Regions from separate parts of the Homo sapiens genome. Here region 1 is linked to region 2. Evidence: chromatin loops called from intact Hi-C (ENCODE). Cell type or tissue: PC-3. All regions are shown on one strand. Each heading gives the region's core, and the rest is flanking DNA. Links, peaks and the distances in the headings are about the cores only. Region 1 overlaps STON2 (stonin 2). Region 2 overlaps STON2 (stonin 2).

Region 1 (2,801 bases), core at 286-2,785, 58 kb before region 2:
GTGAGGCAGAAACGTTACAGAGACTCAGACACACAGGTCCTTGGCAGACATGTTGAGGACTTTGATTTTTTATTGTGGGTGAGATGGAAAGCTAATGGAGGGTTTTGAACTGAGGTGTGGCCTGATCCAGCTTGAGTTTCAACAGTAATTCTGTTAAAACTGTGTGGCAGCTATGGTGTAGCGGTTGAGAGTGGTGTATCTGAGAATAGACTGGGAGGAGAGGACAGAGGTGGAGGCAAGGAGACCAGGTAGGAGGCCACTGTATCCATCCAGGCAAGAGAGGATTGTGGCTTGCAGCAGGGTGGTAGCTTGGAGAAGGCAGGAAGTGATTGGATTCCAGATGTATTTTGAAGGTAGGACTAGCAAAAATTGTGATGGAGCAACTGTGAGAAGAATCAAGGATGACTTGATGGTTTTGTTCTGAGCAGTTGAAAGGATGCAGGGGCTGGTTTGGAGGGAATAACAGGAGCTTAGTTTTGGACATGTAAAGTTAGAGACCCAGATGGAGATGTCAAGTCGATTTGGACAAAAATATATGTTTGAGAATAATAACCATCACCACCTAACCCATGTTGAGTACTCTTTTTGTGCCAAGCACTTTTGCTAGTGCCTCATCAGTATTAACCTAATCCCCTTAGGAGGTTTGTACTCTCTTCAGCTCCATTTTACAGGTGAGAAAAAGGAGGAACAAATGGATTTGAGCAACTTGCTCCAGGCTACAGGGCTGGATTTGGTATGCAAACCAGGCAGTCTGGATCCAGGGTCCCTGATCTTAACCTCATAGGAAAGGAGAAGAAGCAGATATTGATCTTTCCTTCACTTTATTCCTTCAAGCTGGATGGATGTGGCTTGAAATATGATGGCAGCATCCTGTTTTTACCTGGCTCAGACATCAAAGGTCTGGCCCCTGGGAGCAGAGTCAGCTCCAAGCCCAGTACTTTCTTTCAGCTAAGCTTGTGGCCTGAGGACATTCAACTAAGAACCTGAATAAAATAACTTATCGGAGATTTCTAAGCCGAAAAATAAACAAAGTGTATTAGAGCGAATGAGAACAGTTTGTGAGAGGCAGAAGCTTTGCTTCTCCCAAATGCACTCTTCCTAGTTTCTCTTTCAAGAGAAACGTTGGCATTTTATCTCACAAATGTAAGGAGCCGATGTGCAAATACCATTAAGTGAAATAGCTTTCTTACTGAGTAATCTGTCTTTTTTTGATATGTGGTTTTAATAAGTTTTATTACCTATTGAATAAATACAAAAGAACATTTAAGATTGTGTATTAGATTATAAAGAACAGCAGTACAACCCATCACCCAGTTTAATAAATGGAATATTGTCATCGCCGGAGGCCCTGCGTGTTTCCCTACTGATCACACCCTCCTCCCTCATCACATCCCCTTCCCTCCCCTCTGTATCACCACCTTCTGAGTTTCATGATGATAACTACCTTACTTTTCTTGACAGTTTTACTACCTACACATGCATCAAGAATGATAATTTAGCCTGGTTTTGAACTTTATATATATGGAATAATACTGTATTACTCTGTGGCTTACTCCTTTAATACATTTTTTGTGGGAATTGTCCATGTCAAAAACGAAAAGAACTTGTAGCTATGGTTCTTTTAGTTTTTATTACTCTGTGTTCCATTATAGTAATATGCTACAATCCATTTATCCATTCTGTTTTTGATGGACATTTGGATTGTTTCTTTTCTTTTCTTTTCTTTTTTTTTGAGACAGAGTCTTGCTCTGTCGCCCTGGCTGGAATGCAGTGGCACGATCTCAGCTCACTACAACGTCCGCCTCCCGGATTCAAGCGATTCTCCTGCCTCAGCCTTCTGAGTAGCTGGGATTACAGGTGCCTGCCACCACACCTGGCTAATTTTTTGTGTTTTTAGTAGAGATGGGGTTTCACTGTGTTGGCCAGGCTGGTCGCAAACTCCTGACCTCGTAATCCGCCTGTGTCAGCCTCCCAAAGTGCTGGGATTACAGGTGTGAGCCACCGTGCCCGGCCCATTTGGGTTGTTTCTAAGATGATAATGCACTTCCATGAGCATTATTTTTGTCTTTCTATGAACATTTTTAACGTGTATCCTGGTGAACATGTGCAGGTGGTTCTCTTGTATAAAAAAGTAGGATGGGAATTGCTGTGCTTTAGGATGTGTTCATATTCAGCTTAATCAGATAACAACAAGCCATTTTCTAAAGTGGTTTCTAGTTACTATCCTACCAGCTGTACATGAAAGACACTGTGGCTCCATTTCCTCAGCTGCACTTAGGATTGTCATATTTTTCTATTTTTGTGATCAGGGAAGTGGAGAAAGAAAGGGGGAAGGGTAACAGGATCTTAATATATCATGTGATTTAAATTGCATTTCCTAGATTACTAACAAGGTTGAGAGCATCCTTTTTTGGTGCCATTTGGATTTTTCTTTCATGAAATCCCTGTTCAGCTATATTCCTGTTGGTGTCTCTGCCTTTTTCTTGCTGATTTCTGGGAGTTCCTGGTGCATTCAATGTGTGGCACATATTATCTCCTATCCTGTGAATGGTCTTTTCATTCTCCTTATGTCTTTTGGCAAAAATAAGTTATTTATTTTAATGATACAGTTTTTTTCAATTTCTCTTTTATTATTAGTGCTTTCTGTGTCTTGGTAAAGAAAATATTTCTCTACTCCAAAGTCATGAATGCATTTGGCTATATTGTCTTCTAAAATGTTTCTTATATAGCCTTCACACTTTGACATTCAATCTAGCTAGAATTGATTTTTCTGTACAGTTTGAAGTACAAGTCTAGTTTCA
Region 2 (2,801 bases), core at 299-2,798:
AACGTGTAGTATCTATTCAATTGTAATCATGTTTACAGGGGTGTGAGTCCCTCTTCTTTATCCCTTCTCAGTCTGCCCCTCTGTGCATACTGTGGCCCCTATTGCAGACCCTTCTATAAAGTGGTAATCCAGTATTTTAGACCTAACTTTTACTTTTCTTGACTCTAACTTGCCCAAGCAATTCTATATGCTGATATGGAAAATCTCAAATGTATCATTAAGTTTTTTTTAAGTGCCAAATAACACATCACGGGTATCCTTTAATCCAAGTTATGTTGTTTTTAAGAGGGTAGTCATATATGCTTTATATACATAAACATTTCTGAACCAGATACATAAGAAATTGCTAACAGTGGTTACCTCTGGGGAATGGGACAGATTGTTAAGAATAATAGAGAATTTTTTACTTTTTATTTTATGCCCTTATATACTGTTTGAAGTTTTTTATAATGAATTTTTTATAAGTTCAAAAAAAAGAGGAGGAGAAAAAAACAACACATCTCTTTAATACTGTTTCCCAAATTCAGAAGATCCCTTCCCCTCTTTGGGAAGGGAAACGTGGCACACTGTAGGTCCTGAACTTGGAGAGTCACAATGTATATTAGCATACAAAAGGCTATGAGAAGCTACGGTAGAGAAACCTATATAGTACATTTTCCCCCTTTTATTGCACTTACTAGAAACCCACAGAATTACATTTCATGGCATATCAGTTTTGGAAAAGTTATAAAACTTTAAGGAAAGGTATCTAGCCTTAGGTCAGCTGCAGGTGGAGGAAAGGTGAGTGTTGGAGTGGTGAAAGGCATTCCTGGCTGTATGGTGGGAGGATACCAGGTCTTGGGTTCAGGCAAACCTGGGTCCAAATCCGGGGTCTCCCATTCACTAGCTGGCCCAGCATGAGCCAAGTTCCCTAACCTCTGGGTCTCAGTGTGCTCACATGTGAAAGAGGAACAGTTATCCTCCCTCATAAGCACATTTTTAGGGTTAATTGAGGCAAGTACCTGTTCCGTCGCCCTCCGCTCCATCTCCCTCAGCTGTATTACTGCCATGCCTTTGTTTATGAACACCCATGCTTCCTCCAAACCAACAAGTTATTATCCATTTGTGAAAGGCTTCATTTCAGGATTAATCAGAGGTCAGGCTATCAAATAAGTTCTTGAACTTTCAATGTGAATCCATTTCTAAAATCTTGATTTCTAGATGCCTACTTCAAGAATGTGCCCCTTGGACAAGGCAAAGTCCATAGGCACTGGGAGACTGTTGAGAATCCTGTTTCTCTAAAATTCAGCCTAAAAGTGACTCCAGAAACTCATTGTTTAAATCACATCCAGGTTTGCTTGCTCCAGGCTCTTCCAGACCCCTGCCCCAGAGTAACCCTTCACTCTCATTTCCTATGCTAGTGTTAACACTCTAACTCGGAGGAAACAAATTTCAGAGTGAAATGCAAAAGGATGTGTGCTAAAGCACTGCCTTTTGAAGTAACCTTTGCATTAAGCCCTTAGAATCTAATTACCCAAGTGTTATTTGCCTCCCTAAGTACCCATGCCCATGCAGACTGAGCTTAAAGTTCAGGAAGTAATCACAAAAGGAAATCAGAAGGGAGATCTCAGGCTCAGCCTCTGAAGACTCTCCTGTCTGCGCCTGGCCTCTCCCTCCTCCTGGGTGTGTCTGCCCGCCAGAGAAGGCCAGTGAGTAACCTGCACATTTTTTTTTCATCTTGGCCCTTCCCACCCAGACAAGAGGACGGAGTGGCAGACAGGCAGGCAGACGGCAGTGAGTCCTGTTCAAGCATGCTCGGAGCATACCTCCACCCGCACCCACCGCCTGGACCCCTCGCCACCCTCACCCCAGCCCAAGAGGAGCCAGAACCCCGGCGAGGGTCCGGAGGGGGCCTCTGCTCCCAATGGTAAGGGCTGCCCGCAGCAGGAACGCTTCATTCATTTTATTTGCTTTGGTGTTGGCTTTTCTTTTTGATTGTGTTTAGATGGCAGAATTTCTGAGACAATTGAAGGTGTTTTGTTTGGTTAGTTCTCGGTGGTCCCCAGACAAAGAAATGTCTTTTCGCAGGAGGGTTTATTAGAAGTTGTAACCCGATAGCCTGGCCTGGGAAGAAAACTTAACATGCTAATTACCTCTAGTTAGTACAATGTACCCTTTTGGCACTGTAGAAAAACAAAACAAAACAAAAAACTACATTGCTTACCAAATAGGTTTTGAGGAAGAAAAAGTGTGAAGGATTGTGGACATTTTAATAGATAGGCACCTCTGACTAATTGAAATGTAGCTTAAGTGTCAAGATAGCTTTGTAATAGACCAAGGTGATGTTTTGTCTCAAAACAAACAAAAAGAGACCCTTTATTTAAAGGAGTTCAGTGTGGAACGGAAGATGCAAGGTGGGGTTTGAGGAAAAGAGTTACAAGGTAAGTCCAATTAAATATTTGTGAACATGAAGGTATTGAATTAAATCTGTGGTGCTAATGGGAAGAAAAAAGTCTGTGTTCAATGTGGAATTTGTGTGGCATTTAAGGGAGAAAACTGAGATCTTTGTATAGTGTGTTGAGAATTCTTTGAGAGAATGGTCGGGAGGCAAATGGTGGAGGCTGGGAAGCAGGTTTTGTGCAGGGAGCTGGTGCCAAGGCCCTCTCCCTCAGTTGCTGTGGGTGAGAGAGTAATTCAGAGTAATCAAGCACTGCATTGTTAACAGGCTTGTGTGTCTCAAATATTTATTCTAAACACAAGCCGTTGATTGCACTGACATGTGAAGGAATAAAGTTGCTGCCTCTGTTCTTGGCCTAGTCCAA

What was found. Hi-C counts contacts between places; a loop is a spot of excess contacts. Peaks named below come from ENCODE experiments on the same cell type or tissue, not always from the same donor. Only the 100,000 strongest peaks of a DNase experiment are listed, where the experiment ranks them.
Region 1: it touches region 2 in a loop (2.5-fold over the local background); 7 of 110 quality-filtered maps call a loop at or near these places.

Annotation. Positions count from the first base shown.
Region 1 is chr14:81,381,150-81,383,950 of GRCh38, reverse strand. All of the region lies in intron 3 of STON2 (stonin 2), which reads left to right. Among named protein-coding and RNA genes, the nearest start is that of STON2, 18 kb to the left of the region's middle. In PC-3, for the core only: no CTCF peak of the experiment used is centred there; a DNase peak (open chromatin) is centred at 1,240; H3K4me3 peaks cover 1,531 bases; H3K27ac peaks cover 2,312 bases.
Region 2 is chr14:81,323,122-81,325,922 of GRCh38, reverse strand. STON2 (stonin 2) reads left to right here. Exons shown (of 8, transcript NM_001394390.1): 5 at 1,736-1,906. Among named protein-coding and RNA genes, the nearest start is that of STON2, 76 kb to the left of the region's middle. In PC-3, for the core only: no CTCF peak of the experiment used is centred there; a DNase peak (open chromatin) is centred at 1,672; H3K4me3 peaks cover 1,645 bases; H3K27ac peaks cover 741 bases.